2 separate regions of the Homo sapiens genome follow, and region 1 is linked to region 2. A link is an interaction called in ENCODE POLR2A ChIA-PET data of the cell type or tissue named here. Cell type or tissue: B cell. All regions are shown on one strand. Each heading gives the region's core, and the rest is flanking DNA. Links, peaks and the distances in the headings are about the cores only. Region 1 holds the start of CHRM1-AS1 (CHRM1 antisense RNA 1). Region 2 overlaps BEST1 (bestrophin 1).

What was found. Peaks named below come from ENCODE experiments on the same cell type or tissue, not always from the same donor. Only the 100,000 strongest peaks of a DNase experiment are listed, where the experiment ranks them.
Region 1: POLR2A ChIA-PET joins it to region 2 with 6 read pairs; 1 of 35 experiments calls an interaction of 5 or more read pairs at or near these places.

The regions. Positions count from the first base shown.
Region 1 is chr11:62,903,855-62,915,980 of GRCh38, reverse strand. CHRM1 (cholinergic receptor muscarinic 1) reads left to right here. Exons shown (of 2, transcript NM_000738.3): 2 at 4,803-7,302. The coding sequence starts at 4,881. The coding sequence ends at 6,263. It overlaps CHRM1-AS1 (CHRM1 antisense RNA 1), which reads right to left and starts at 6,574. Exons shown (of 3, transcript NR_199052.1): 1 at 6,366-6,574; 2 at 5,136-5,378. In B cell, for the core only: no CTCF peak of the experiment used is centred there; a DNase peak (open chromatin) is centred at 6,743.
Region 2 is chr11:61,954,427-61,956,926 of GRCh38, reverse strand. It overlaps BEST1 (bestrophin 1), which reads right to left. Exons shown (of 11, transcript NM_004183.4): 3 at 1,726-1,820; 4 at 976-1,209; 5 at 1-83. LOC107984334 (a long non-coding RNA gene) reads left to right here. Exons shown (of 2, transcript XR_001748245.2): 2 at 1-2,500. Among named protein-coding and RNA genes, the nearest start is that of BEST1, 5.3 kb to the right of the region's middle. In B cell, for the core only: no CTCF peak of the experiment used is centred there; DNase peaks (open chromatin) are centred at 1,026 and 1,526; H3K4me3 peaks cover 1,314 bases; H3K27me3 peaks cover 1,531 bases.

The DNA.
Region 1 (12,126 bases), core at 5,427-7,926, 950 kb before region 2:
AAAATTAGCTGAGTGTAGTGGCAGGAGCCTATAATCCCAGCTACTCGGGAGGCTGAGGCAGGAGGATCGCTTGAATCCAGAAGGCAGAGGTTGCAGTGAGCTGAAATCACATCACTACACTCCAGCCTGGGTGACAGAGTGAGAGTCCATCTCAAAATAATAATAATAATAATAATAACAATAAGGCTTTAACTTTTTAACTGAGTGTCTGTTTCAGTGCCAGGCACTCTGAACGGTATCATCCTCACAGCTGGGGATGAGGGCAGCAGGGGAATGAAAGGTCGACTGGTTACTGATGGTCACACAGCAAGGAAGGCTCAGCGCCAAGCTTCAAACCCAAGACTGGGAACTACAAGGCCAGGACTAGGGTGAATCAAGCAAGGCACTCGCTTCAGAGCAAAATTTAAGAGGGGGACGTAAAAATACTCACTAAACAAGAGAAATAATATCATAATAATATTTTTTTAAATCAAATAGCAAATTCCAGCCCACAGGCTGGCTGTCTGTCTTTGTAACTAAAGTTTTATTGGAACCAGGGTCAGGATTAGGGTGAGGTGAGTGAGAAAGGGCTGTGCAAGTGCAGGGTGGACCCTGTCTTTATTTAACATGTTGTTCATCTTGGATTTTTTTGCATTAACTTCCATTTTTGTAAATATTACATTAAAATATTTTCTTGAAGACTAAGTTTTGGGGCACCCCATACATTTCGCATTGGAGGCAAGTGCCTGATTTTCACCTTACCCTAGTCCTAGCCTGCTGAGGTATAAGGAGTCAAGCTTTTTTTTTTTTTTTTTTTTTTTTTTTTTGAGACAGGGTCTCACTCTGTCACCCAGGCTGGAGTGCAGTGGCGTGATCGCGGCTCACTGCAACCTCTGCCTCCTGGGCTCAAGTGATCCTCCTGCCTCAGCCTCCCAAGTAGCTGGGACCATAGGTGCCCGCCACCATGCCTGGCTAATTTTTATATTTTTAGTAGAGACAGGGTTTCACCAAGTTGCTGAGGCTGGTCTTGAACTCATGAGCTCATGTGATCCGTCTGCCTCAACCTCCCAGAGTGCTAGGATTACAGGCGTGAGCCACCACGCCAGGCCTAAGGAGTCAAGCTTTAAAGGCTGCACCATGCCCAGGCAGATGAGAGGCCCCTGCAGCAGGGCAGGGTGCAGCCTCTCAGGCTAGCAACCTCCTCTTGTCTAACTCAGCCTTTGCAGGTCTTTGCCAAGGGCCCAGGGATACAGAGCTGATCCAAACTACCAGGAGAGTATGGCATGGGGGGCAGTACCCAATCTAGGAGCCAGGAGACCTTGGACTAGACAATGCCTTCTACTCCCTTTTCTCTGGGCCTCAGCTGCTCCCTGTGAGCGATGGGCATTAAATAGCACTAAGCTCAGAAGATGACAGTGACAAGAATTGCACAAATTCTCAAGGGTAGTGTCTACCAGTGGCCTCACTGGGGAAAGCCCCAGCCTAATCCCAGCCTCCAGCCCAGTGGCTGATTTTGTTTAAGGGAAAGGGTACAGCAAAACTCAGTAATCAAGACAAATCATATTTTAATGTAATATTTTTAGAATTCGAATTAGCAAACTATGATCCCCAGGCTGGCCTTCGGTTTTTGTAAATGAAATTTCACTGGAACAAACTGCTTGGGCTCAAATCCTAGTTCCTACCTTCCTTGCATGATCTCGTACAAATTCCCTTGCTTTTCTCAGTCTCAGCTTCCTTATCTATAAAATGGAGACAATAGGCCAGGCGCGGTGGCTCACGCCTGTAATCCCAGCACTTTGGGAGCCCGAGGCAGGCAGATCACAAGGTCAGGAGATCAAGACCATCCTGGCTAACACTGTGAAACCCCGTCTCTACTAAAAATACAAAAATTTAGCCGGGCGTGGTGGTGGCAGGCGCCTGTAGTCCCAGCTACTCAGGAGGCTGAGGCAGGAGAATGGTGTGAACCCGGAGGCGGAGGTTGCAGTGAGCCGAGATTGTGCCACTGCACTCCAGCCTGGGTGACACAGCGAGACTCCATCTCAAAAAAAAAAAAGAAAAAGAAAATGGAGACAATAGCTGCAGTGAGCCGAGATCGCGCAACTGCACTCCAGCCTGTATGACAGAGCGAGACTCCATCTCAAAAAAAAAAAATGGAGACAACAGCCATCCCTTGATCCTAGGCTCCTGTTAAGATTAAATAAGATTATGCATATAAACCCTTTAACAGCAACTGGCACTCAGGGAGCTCTCAATAACAACAATGAGCATTATTATTACTAGTTGCTATTGTCATAGTATCAGACATTTCTTTTCTTTTTTTTTTTTTTTTTGAGACAGAGTTTCACTCTTGTTGCCCAGGCTGGAGTGCAATGGCACAATCTTGGCTCACCACAACCTCTGCTTCCTGGGTTCAAGCAATTCTCCTGCCTCAGCCTCCAGAGTAGCTAGGGTTACAGCCATGTACCACCACCCCTGGCTAATTTTGTATTTTTAGTAGAGACAGAGTTTCACTATGTTGGCCAGGCTAGTCTTGAACTCCCGACCTCAGGTGATCCACCCGCCTCGGTCTCCCAAAGTGCTGGGATTACAGGCGTGAGCCACCGCACCCGGCCAAGAGGTAGACATTTCTAGGCAGCCTAGCACCCTCATTGCTACACATCCTGAGAGTTAAAGGAGACCTACTGTTTACCATGTGCCAGGGCCATTCTAAGCACCTTACATGCATTGATTCATTTAATCCTCATCACCTGAAAAGAGGTGACAGTCTTGCTAATGGGTATTATCCCATTTTTCAATTAAGGAAACCTAGGCATATAGAAGTTATATCACTAGCAATAATCACACATCCAGTGAACAGGATAGACTAGATTCAAATCCAGATAGTCTGGCTCCAGAGTCCAGGTTGCACATGCCCCCTCATGTGCAAACTGTCCCAGACACACAAGCACACACTGCCAGCCACAGTCCTTGCTCATTCTGTCCCCCACTGAACTCGCCACGCTGTCAGTGACTTGTACACACTGAGGGTTCACGGCAAACCATGGAGATGCCCTCAGCCACAAACCACCCAGGCCACCTATCACAGCAGCCTGTCACAGGCCAGGTGCCCAAGGAACACCAGGGCTCAGTGGGCCCTTGCCTAACATCTCTCCCTTGGAATTTTCCCAACAATATAGCCCCTGGAGGCCACAGCTGAGGGTCAGGGGACCCTCAACCTCTTCAATGGTCAGATGGATGCCTGAGGCCCAGAGCAGGAAGGGACCCACCAAATCACATGGCAGCAAGCCCCTGGCTGAGCTGCCTGGACCTTTACCCTTCCATCTGGCTTCACTGTGGCTGTGGGGGCCTCCTGCCCAGCCAGCAGGTTGTTAAGGGCCCCGGCCTTTCTCTTTACCCAGGCTTAGTGCCTGGAGCAGATTCCAGATCCAAGAAAAGTCTGGGGGATCTTCCCATTTCCCTTGCTTCTCCTCACTCAGCTGGGGCCCAGGAACAGAGCCAGGAGAGGGAGGGAAGCCTCCCACACCCCATGGGCCCAGACCCCCACTGAGCTAGGAGCTGAGGCCCTCATCCCTGCTTCCTGCTTTTGCCCCAGACCTTCTTTTTTTTTTCCTTTTGGTTTTTTTTTTTTTTTTTTGAGATGGAGTCTTGCTCTGTTGCCCAGGCTGGAGTGCAGTGGCACAGTCTTGACTCACTGCAACCTCCGCCTCCCAGGTTCAAACGATTCTCCTGCCTCAGTCTCCCAAGTAGCTGGGGCTACAGATGCGTGCCACCACGCCCGGCTAATTTTTTGTATTTTTAGTAGAGATGGGGTTTCACCATGTTAGCCAGGATGGTCTCGATCTCCTGACCTCATGATCCGCCTGCCTCTGCCTCCCAAAGTGCTGGGATTACAGGTGTGAGCCACCACGCCGGCCTGCCCCAGACCTTCTTACTAGCAACTGAGTGTCTGAGTCCAGCACAATTTTCCCTGCTGCCCTCATAGAGAATTCAATTCAGCCCCAAATACCACCCCCTACATACGTATGTAAACCCGCATGCGCAGAAAAACGTGCAGAAAAAAATACATGCACGCACACACCCCTAAGGCCCCTCTGTTCCCATCTCTCTCTGTTTATCTTCTCAGGAACTCCCCTTTCTTCCCATCTCTCCTTATTAGTGGAAGAATCCCACTGGAGCACCACATACCCGGGGAGAGTGAGAATGGCTTCTTTTCTTTCTTTCCTGTTTTAGGACACATTTCTGTTCTTGCGGGTTCTTATCATACTTACTATCTCTGTCACCATGGCCAAGGCTTGCAGCTGCTCAGAGCCACAGTTCCCTCACAGTGAGATGGGCATAATAAGAGCCCTTTCTCCTAGAGACGTACAGCAGTTAAATTAGATAATTCATTTAGGTGGTTAGTACTGTGTCTGGCATGCAGTGACTACTCAGTAAGTGAGGGCTTTAATAAAGTTGAGTGAAATGCTTTGAGAATTTGGCAGGACTGTATACAAAGTGAGTTTCCCAACTCCTGCAACCCGAGTTATGTAAGATAGGAATTTGTAGTAATTTCCCAGTAAGAAAATGGAGGCCTGGAGTCTGAAAGGTAAAACTGGAATGAAGATTCAAATCCCTGGATCCCAAAGCCACTCCACGCTGCTGGCAAATCCACTTATGGCTGGGAAAGTGCATGATAAATGACCATGAGTGGGCACCGGTAAGGGAGGGTGATGCTATCTGGTCTGAAGCTCTGCAAGGGCAAGAATTACATCCCTAGCATCTTCCAATAAGGTCTATCAGAAATGTCCAGTGGCCCAACCAAAGCCCATGTCCTCTCTTTTCAGGTGATGACTTTCCCCTGAGGAAGCCCTGTAGCGTGCCTGGAGGAAGGGGCTCTCCAACCCCAGCCCCACCTAGCCACCATGAACACTTCAGCCCCACCTGCTGTCAGCCCCAACATCACCGTCCTGGCACCAGGAAAGGGTCCCTGGCAAGTGGCCTTCATTGGGATCACCACGGGCCTCCTGTCGCTAGCCACAGTGACAGGCAACCTGCTGGTACTCATCTCTTTCAAGGTCAACACGGAGCTCAAGACAGTCAATAACTACTTCCTGCTGAGCCTGGCCTGTGCTGACCTCATCATCGGTACCTTCTCCATGAACCTCTATACCACGTACCTGCTCATGGGCCACTGGGCTCTGGGCACGCTGGCTTGTGACCTCTGGCTGGCCCTGGACTATGTGGCCAGCAATGCCTCCGTCATGAATCTGCTGCTCATCAGCTTTGACCGCTACTTCTCCGTGACTCGGCCCCTGAGCTACCGTGCCAAGCGCACACCCCGCCGGGCAGCTCTGATGATCGGCCTGGCCTGGCTGGTTTCCTTTGTGCTCTGGGCCCCAGCCATCCTCTTCTGGCAGTACCTGGTAGGGGAGCGGACAGTGCTAGCTGGGCAGTGCTACATCCAGTTCCTCTCCCAGCCCATCATCACCTTTGGCACAGCCATGGCTGCCTTCTACCTCCCTGTCACAGTCATGTGCACGCTCTACTGGCGCATCTACCGGGAGACAGAGAACCGAGCACGGGAGCTGGCAGCCCTTCAGGGCTCCGAGACGCCAGGCAAAGGGGGTGGCAGCAGCAGCAGCTCAGAGAGGTCTCAGCCAGGGGCTGAGGGCTCACCAGAGACTCCTCCAGGCCGCTGCTGTCGCTGCTGCCGGGCCCCCAGGCTGCTGCAGGCCTACAGCTGGAAGGAAGAAGAGGAAGAGGACGAAGGCTCCATGGAGTCCCTCACATCCTCAGAGGGAGAGGAGCCTGGCTCCGAAGTGGTGATCAAGATGCCAATGGTGGACCCCGAGGCACAGGCCCCCACCAAGCAGCCCCCACGGAGCTCCCCAAATACAGTCAAGAGGCCGACTAAGAAAGGGCGTGATCGAGCTGGCAAGGGCCAGAAGCCCCGTGGAAAGGAGCAGCTGGCCAAGCGGAAGACCTTCTCGCTGGTCAAGGAGAAGAAGGCGGCTCGGACCCTGAGTGCCATCCTCCTGGCCTTCATCCTCACCTGGACACCGTACAACATCATGGTGCTGGTGTCCACCTTCTGCAAGGACTGTGTTCCCGAGACCCTGTGGGAGCTGGGCTACTGGCTGTGCTACGTCAACAGCACCATCAACCCCATGTGCTACGCACTCTGCAACAAAGCCTTCCGGGACACCTTTCGCCTGCTGCTGCTTTGCCGCTGGGACAAGAGACGCTGGCGCAAGATCCCCAAGCGCCCTGGCTCCGTGCACCGCACTCCCTCCCGCCAATGCTGATAGTCCCCTCTCCTGCATCCCTCCACCCCAGTCCCCGGGAAAGGCCGGTGGGAAGAGGGCAGGGGCTGCATCCTCAGCCCCAGGGCCCTGCTCAGGCCTCACCTGGCTTCCCAGGACCCTGGGTCACCTTCCTGGGCAGCCCAGAGAGACCCTGCCAACTTTCCAGACTTCGCTATTCCCAGGCAGGGAGGGAAACCCGGGGAACTGGTTTTTCTGTTCCCTGCTGGGTGGGAATGCGCTCTTCACCAGGAAGAAGGCCCGGGAGGAGGATCCGGGCTTTGGACTCCTTGTTTGCCTTTAGGCAGGAAGTCAGGAGCCAGCAGGGCGGGCCAGGAGAAAGAAGGCTTAACATTAAGTATTCCTTGGCCCAGCAGCGGCCCAGATTGCGGTGTGAGATGGTGCCCCCTGGGGGGCACAGCCAGAAACTGAACTGGCCGCTGGGAGAAAAGCCAGATGACAGGGAGCTGGGGAATCCCCTCGCTTCATAGGCAGAGCCCGCCCACCTGGGCCCTAGGCATACTCTCCAGGATTGTCCACAAATGTCCTCAGAGGGTCCCTAGGTGGGTCAACTCCAAGGCAAATGTCCAAGCATCAGCAAGACAATGACACTGGAAGGGTCCGGCTTGGCTAGTCACATATCAAGTCCCGAGGCAGCAACAGGACCAGGAGCCAGGTGTCCTGACTGTCCTACAATATCATTTTCCTGGGAGTGGGAGTCAAGTGTGCCTGCTATCCAGCCGCAAATCCATACCCCCTGCCCCAGAGAAGCCTCAGTCCCTCCCTCCTGGCTCACAGCCACCACCTGGATGGATCTGCTCCATGCAGATCTAGCCAGGCCTCCCGCATGCTGCCTGCCTCCGGCCCTGCCCCACACAGGCCTGGCCCAGCCAGCAGGTTCTCTCCTGTGAGCTCCCCAATCCAACCCATGCATGGCCTCCCAGCCACCCGGATCTCCAGGCCCAGCCTGGCCCCAAATGTTCTTTCCTTTCATCCTCAGCAAGTGCTGAGTCTGTGAATAAAGCCACATAACCAGCGGGCACTAAGGGGCCTTCCTAACTGTGTTGGCTCAAGGCCTTGGTCTCAGGCCAGGGCTGAATGGGGCAGGGAGGGCCCAAGTACTTTGGAATGTGGGCCGTGGCCGTGAAAGTGGTTCTAGGAGGGCCAGCACTGCATGGTTGGATCTACTAAAGCCTGGGGACCCCAGCACCGTGGAGTCCCTGGCTCAGGTGAGTGGGGCTATAAAAGGCAGACCTGACCTCTGGAAGTGAGGCAGCTAGGTGAAATAAACCAACCCTGCCCACATCCCTGCATATTCTCTATTGGCTCTGCCATACCCGGGGAGAACAGAACTCTTCCAAACCCCCATTTACACATGAGGAGATAAGGCCCAGAGATCCAGGAGGATTGTTCAGGGTTACCCCACAGAGCAACACCCAGACTTCCAGGCAATTCATAACCTCCTGACCTCTGGACTGAGTAGATGACAGCCTAAAGTATTTAGGCCAAAACACTCCATCAGGATGACCCTCAGGTCAGGTTATAAGGCACTTCTTTGGTGAAGGGTCCCCAAAGCCCAACGCAAAGGAATTCTAGAGAGGTTAATCCCGTAGCCTGGAGTAGTGGTTTCCAAGACGATCATTGGGTTCAGTGATTTGCTAGAATGATGCATAGAACTCAGCAAAGTTATTATCCTCACAGTTTATTACAGTGAAAGAACATAGAGCATAAAACAGCAACAGCAAAAGGTGCACAGAGCAGAGACCAGGAGAGACCAGATACAAACTTCCAGCTGTCCTCTCCCAGTGGAGTCGTGCAGACAGTGCCCAATCTTCCAAGCAATGATGTATGACAAAAAAAAATGAAGTACTGCCAACCAAGAAAGCTCACCAGAGCTTTGGTGTCCAATGTTCTTACTGGAGGCTGATCGTGTAAGCATAGCTGACCACCCACATGGCTGACCTTACTTAGTCTCCAGCCCTTCCAGAAGTTAAACTGATACCATGTGGCCCAAGGAGCAAAGGTAAGCAAAAACACTTACCAGGCAGGATATTCCAAGGGTTTAGTGTTATCTTCCAGGAGCCAGGCAAGGCCAAACCTTTCTTTGAAATGTGCAAATGTGCAGGATTCGGATAATCCAGACTTGCTGAGTGAATCTTTCAGTTCACAGTGGTTCTGACCAGTAGCCCCAGTATCACCTGGGAACTTGTTAGCTATGAGAATTCTCAGGGTCCTCCTAGATTTACTAAATCAGAAACTCTGTGGAACTCGCCACCTATTTTTAACAAGCCCTCTAGGTGTTCTGATGCAGGGTAAAGTTTGAGAATCATTGGCCTAGAGGGATGAGGTCCTGGGTGGAGCTAAGCCCTTGCAGAGAGAGGAGTGGAGATTCAGCCCCCTTATAGCCGTTGGGACTCCCAGAAGCCTTTGGAAGAAAGCTTCCAACACGATAGGAAATGGTATCCATTGAAGATCTAAACAGGATAGGCTAGCCAGGAACTACAGCACTGTGAGAATGACCCTGCTGTTTGGACCTTCCTGTTTGGAAGGATCCAAACCCCATATCCCCTTCCCACCAGCACAGCTTACGGGGTTGTGAGCTCAAGTTCCTAAGAGGGCCCCTCCCTTACCACTGCTCCCTCACAGCCCTAAGGCCCCTTTAAGGCTAAATGCCCTGCCCCATGTTAAAGGCGTTGAAACTGAGGTCCTGGGAGGCAGAAGGACTGAGCAAGCTGAGCAGTGCTGGGAGAATAGGAACTTTGGGGCCAGATTAACCTGGTCTCTACTGAAGGCCAGAAGTGGAGGGGGTAAATCTGGTATTCACATCAGGAATGGAGCTAGCAGTTCACACTTGTCCCTTGTCCCAGATGCAGGTCTGACCTGCCATGTCCCTCACTGAACAACCTTAGGCATGTCTCTTCTCAGTGTCTTCATCTCTGAAACGGGAACAAGCCCTTTGCAGAAGTGTTAGGAGGATGAGAGAGATTGTAGGGAAATGCCCTCAATGGCTCTATGATCAGTGTTACCACGGGACAGGGCTGCTCACCGGTAAATGCCAGAAACCAGGACTAGTTTCAGACCCAGCTCTGACCCTACACCTCCAGCCTGAGCTTTGAAAAGCCCATGCCCCCAATCCAGGGAGAAGAAACTTAAATCCCATCATGGCTTGGTTAAAGCAGTTTGGGGGAACAAGTTTCGGCGGGAAAGGGTGTGTGCATTCCAGGAAGGCTTCCCGGAGATGGGGTCTGTGCCCTCAGTCCTCTGAAGCTAGATTCCTGCAGGCCCAGCTGCCAGAGAATTGGGGAAATGGGATAAACCCAAAGAGAGAGGGTGGCTGGACATGGCAACTGTCCACCCCAAACACTCCACCACTGCCCCGTTCTGAGAGTCTTTCTTGGCCCCAGAAACAAGGGCGACTACACGCCTGAGCTGGAAATAGGGAAAGAATGAAGCGGCTTTTTGAATGCTGTCTTCCCCTCTACTGCTACCAACCCCTTCTCCGGCCTGGAGAAGTTAGGATCCTCTCTCCTCCTGCGCCACCTTCCTTCCACTCCCACCGTGTTGCTTTAGCGCCATCTGCCGGCAATCACAGGAATAGCTCTGCCAAAACACGGCTCTTGTAACCCGCCTGAGCCTGCTTATCAGACAAGACCACAGGACAAGATGGAGTAGGTGATTCTGGCCACCCCAGTCCCTGCCCCCAAGTCTCAGCAGGTACATCAGACCCCAGAAGAATCAGCTTCCTTGGATACCACTATAAACTTGCAGAGACAGGCCCTACCTCTCTGGCCAGTATACCAAATTCACCAACAAGGAGATAGAAGGTAGGGGGCTTGGCATCTAGGAACAGCTCCAACTTCTCCTAATCCCCCATGGCCCCAGGCCTTTGGAATCCTTGGTTTTATTCTTAGGACACTGGCTGGGATTTCACAGGACTCATGCTGACCCAACTGGAAATTTAGACAAGTACCTGCTCACCTTTAGAGCACAAAAGTCTTTTGAATGGCCAGGTTCCCCACACCAGCCTCAGGCTCTAAGGGGCTTGAGAGAGCTTGAGGTTATTGCTTCTGACATCGTTGTTGTTAGCACCTTTGGTAACATACACACACTGGATAACCCCACAAATCAGACTATCACACAAAATAAGCCTGAAAACAGTTCTCACTCTTCACTGTGAGTCCCTGTCCTTCCCCTGCCCTTGAGTTTCACTTTCTCTCTTGATATTCCTGGCCTGGCTAGCACCACCATTCACACGTTGCTCAAACCAGAAAGCTGGGAGTCATCCCAGACTCCTTCTGTCTTTTACTCCCTGTACTCAGCGTATCTCCTGAATTGTTCACAAATTCATCCAGTTGTCTACATCCCCACTGCCTCCAAACTAGTCCAGGCTTCTTGCCCAAAGTGCCAAAACAATCCCTTAATTCAGGGATTAGCAAATTTTTTCTATAAAGGGCCAGACAGCAAATATTTTAGTTTTAGACTCTGCAGACCAAGAGACAAAATCAAGAATATTGTGAAGGTACTCCAATATTACACAGTCTCTGTCACAACTATTCAACTCTGCTGATGCAGTCAAAAGCAGCCATAGACAATATATACTTAAATGAGCATGGCTGTGTTCCAAAAATATTTTCTTTGAATATCACTGAGATTTGAATTTCATATAATTTTTCTTGTGTCACAAATACTATTTTTGTTTATTTTTCAGCCTTTTAAAAATGCAAAATTCAGGCCAGGCGCGGTGGCTCACGCCTGTAATCCCAGCACTTTGGGAGACCGAGGTGGACGAATTGCCTAAGGTCAGGAGTTCGAGACCAGTCTGGCCAACATGGTAAAACCCAATCTCTACTAAAAATGAAAATAAAAAAATTAGCCAGGTGCGGTGGTGTGCGCCTGTAATCCCAGCTACTTGGGAGGCTGAGGCAGGGGAATTGCTTGAACCAGGGAGGTGGAGGTGGCAGTGAGCCGAGATCGCGCCACTGCACTCCACCCTGAGCAACAGAGGGAAACTCCGTTAAAATAAAAAATGCAAAATCCATTCTTAGCTAATGACTGGTACAAAAACAGGCCCACCAGACATAGTCGGCCAACCCTGCCTTAATTGGTCCCACTCCCATCCATTCTCCATGCTCTAGCCAAAGTGATTTTGCCAAAACACAGATCTGATGCTTTCAATTCCTTGCTTACAGCTAGCCAATCGCTTAAAATAAAAATGCAAGCTCCTTAGCCTTCAAAAGCCTTCCCATTCAGCCCTACTTAATTCTTCAGCCTCTTCCGTGACACCTCCCTTACAGACCTTAGTCCCAGCCTCTGGAATTCTCCTGGTCCTCACACAGGCCCTCAGCTTACTTCTTCATGGTTTTACTCCTTTCAGTTCCTTTGCTTGGATCAGTCTTTTCCTACTTCACCTGGGAAATGTATATGCCTTCTTCAAGAGCCAGAGAAAAAAACAGCCCCCACCTGAGAGGGTTGCAGGGTGTCCTCGGAGGGACAGCAGGTTTCGGTTGAAGCTAGACGGTGGAGGAGATGGTCAGAAAAGAGGCTCAGATGCAGAGGCACTGGAAGACCACTAAACGGAGAGGGCACAGCAGAGAGGTCTGGGAGGAAGGGCCCAGGCAGTAGAGGGAGGGGATATGTGGGACACGTGGGGAAGGGTAGGGAAATGGCAGTTAAAGCAGAGAGAGGCCGGGCGCGGTGGCTCACGCCTGTAATCCCAGCACTTTGGGAGGCCGAGGTGGGCAGATCACCTGAGGTCAGGAGTTTGAGATAAGCCTGACCAACATGGAGAAACCCTGTCTCTACTAAAAATACAAAATTAGCCAGGCATGTTGGCGCATGCCTGTAATCCCAGCTACTCAGGAGGCTG
Region 2 (2,500 bases), core at 1-2,500:
AAACCACACCCAGGGCACCCAGAACATGTTGTGTGGTAGGCTCAGTTTCTCCAACTGCTTGTGTTCTGCCGGAGTCATAAAGCCTGCAGAGTGGAGTGAAGAAGGCGGTGGGTGGGAGAACCTGCAGAAGGGATGGCCGGCACCTGCTGACCTATAGGAACCTCAGCACTCCTTTGCCATCCTCTTTCTTTCAACAACAAAAAAATTTCTGAGCACCTACTAGGTGCTGTTCTGGGCTGAGCATGTGGGCAGGGTATTTATTTATTTCCAGAGAAAGGGTCTGGCTCTGTCACCGAGGTTGGAGTGCAGCGGTGCGATCTTAGCGCACTGCAGCCTGGAACTGCTGGGCTCAAGTGATCCTCCTGCCTCAGCCTCCCGATACTCAGCCTCAGACTGCAGGCACACGCCACCATGCCCTGCTAATTTTTAATGTTTTTGTAGAGATGGGGGTCTCGCTATGTTGCTCAGGGGCGTCTCAAACAGCTGGGCTCAAGCGATCTTCCCACCTTTGCCTCCTAAAGCACTGGGATTACAGGCGACAGCCACCACGCCTAGCCTGGGTCTGTCTTATTAACCAGGACCAGGTCAGGCCAGGCTGAGGGGGTGTCAGAGACCAATGTCCCATACCTCCAGAGTGGAAACCGGAGATCAAGAGGGGCAAGGGCAGAGGGAAGTAGACCCTAGTACCTCACCAGTTCCCAAGCCGTCACCCTTCTTTCCATTATCCCTCAAGGGTCCTTAGCCCTGCCTCAGACTCCTACTCTCGGAGGGTGGGCTCCTGGCCTCGCCCCACCTTCAGACACCCGACTCTGTCCCGCCCAATTGGACCCCCAAATCTTGACTACACCCCACTCCTGGCTCCACCCAATCCCCCGAGTCCGGGGGACTTTGGCTCCACCCATCTTCCATTCCTGCCGCGCCCATCTCGGCCCCTGGCTCTGCCCGGTGCCTCCCCGTTGCTCCCGGTCCGCCCACCTGCTTGCACCAGGTGCTGGGCGCTGGGGAAGCGCTTGTAGACTGCGGTGCTGACGCTGCGCAGGATGAGCACGTTGCCCAGGTTGGCGTAGCGGATGAGCGTGCGCCGCAGCAGCCGGCCTTGCTCGTCCTTGCCTTCGACGAAGCCCGACACCAGGCTCATGAGGCGGTCGGGCCACGGCAGGTTCTCGTACTGGTTCCACCAGCGGGTCACGACCAGCGTCACGTAGAAGCCTGGGCAGGAGGGGCGGGGGGCGAGGGGCGAGGGGCCAGGCTGCGGCCAGAGCCCAGGGCCCAGCGCCCGGCGATGCCTCGGCTCCTCCAGCTTTCTGCTGCGAGCGGGCCTAGCCCCCAGCCCTCCTGGAAGGCGCTCGGGAGCGAGAGGCAGGCAGAGCCTCGCATGGAGGCGCGAGAGCCCCAAGGGTTCTGTCACCCGGGGGTCCCCCTGCTGGTCCCAGAAATCCGCCAGACCCCCTCCCCTCCCGCGCAGGGGCTCCAGGGACCATGATGTCAGCGCTTCCCTCAGAAAATGGGGTTTTCATTGCTAACGGCAGGACGTCTTACCTAACGTCTAACTTCAGTTTCACTGGCTGCAGTCCGCACCTTTCCCTACAGAGAGGCGCCGACCTGCCGCTGGCGTTCCCCCGCCCCCTCCCCAGCCCCTTGCCGCAGCTCCTCGTGATCCTCCCCTGGCCTGTCTGGAGCCTGGGCGGCCACAGGGACCCGGAACAGCCAGAAGGGGGAACTCACCCAGCACGAAGGAAATGGGGATGAGCTGGATGTAGCTGTCGCAATACAGAGTCAGTTTCTCAAACATCAGCTGTTGTTCTTCCGTGAGGGCCAGCCTGGGGGTGGGGGTGGGGGTGGAATTGTGTGGACGCAGCGAGGAGATGGCTGAGACTGTCCCCAGGTCTAGCCCGGCCCTGGGTAGGAGTGGGACTGCCTCGATGCTATCCCACATTTTCCCCAGCCCAGGGCCCCTCCTGAGGCCTGAGCCAGGTCCATGATGCTCCTTGTACAGCCCCAAACCCGGACAGGAGGAGGCCCCCTCCAGTGGTTTCTTGTGGGGAGAATCCTCACACTGGCCACTGGGAGATGTGTAGGAAGGAAGGTCCTGCTGCAGAGGCCAGTTTCAGACACCCTGATCCTTTGAATGCAGCCAAGGGTCAGTTGTTTAAAAGCAGGTCGAAACAGAGTGTTTGGGACGGGCACGGTGGTTCACGCCTGTAATCCCAGAGCTCTGGGAGGCTAAGGCAGGACCAAGAGTTCAAGACCAGCCTGGGCAACATAGCAAGACCCTATCTCTACAAAAAATTAGTTGGGTGCCGTTGCCGTATGCCTGCAGTCGTAGCCACTGGAGGCTGAGATAGGAGGATCACTTCAGCCCAGGAGTTGGAGGCTGCAATGGGCTGTGATTGCCATTGCACTTCAGCCTGGGTGACAGAGCGAGACACTGTCTCTAAAAAGAAAAAAAGAAACAGAGTGTTTGGCTTTAATGAGAGGGGTGAATAGGCAGAGGATTTTG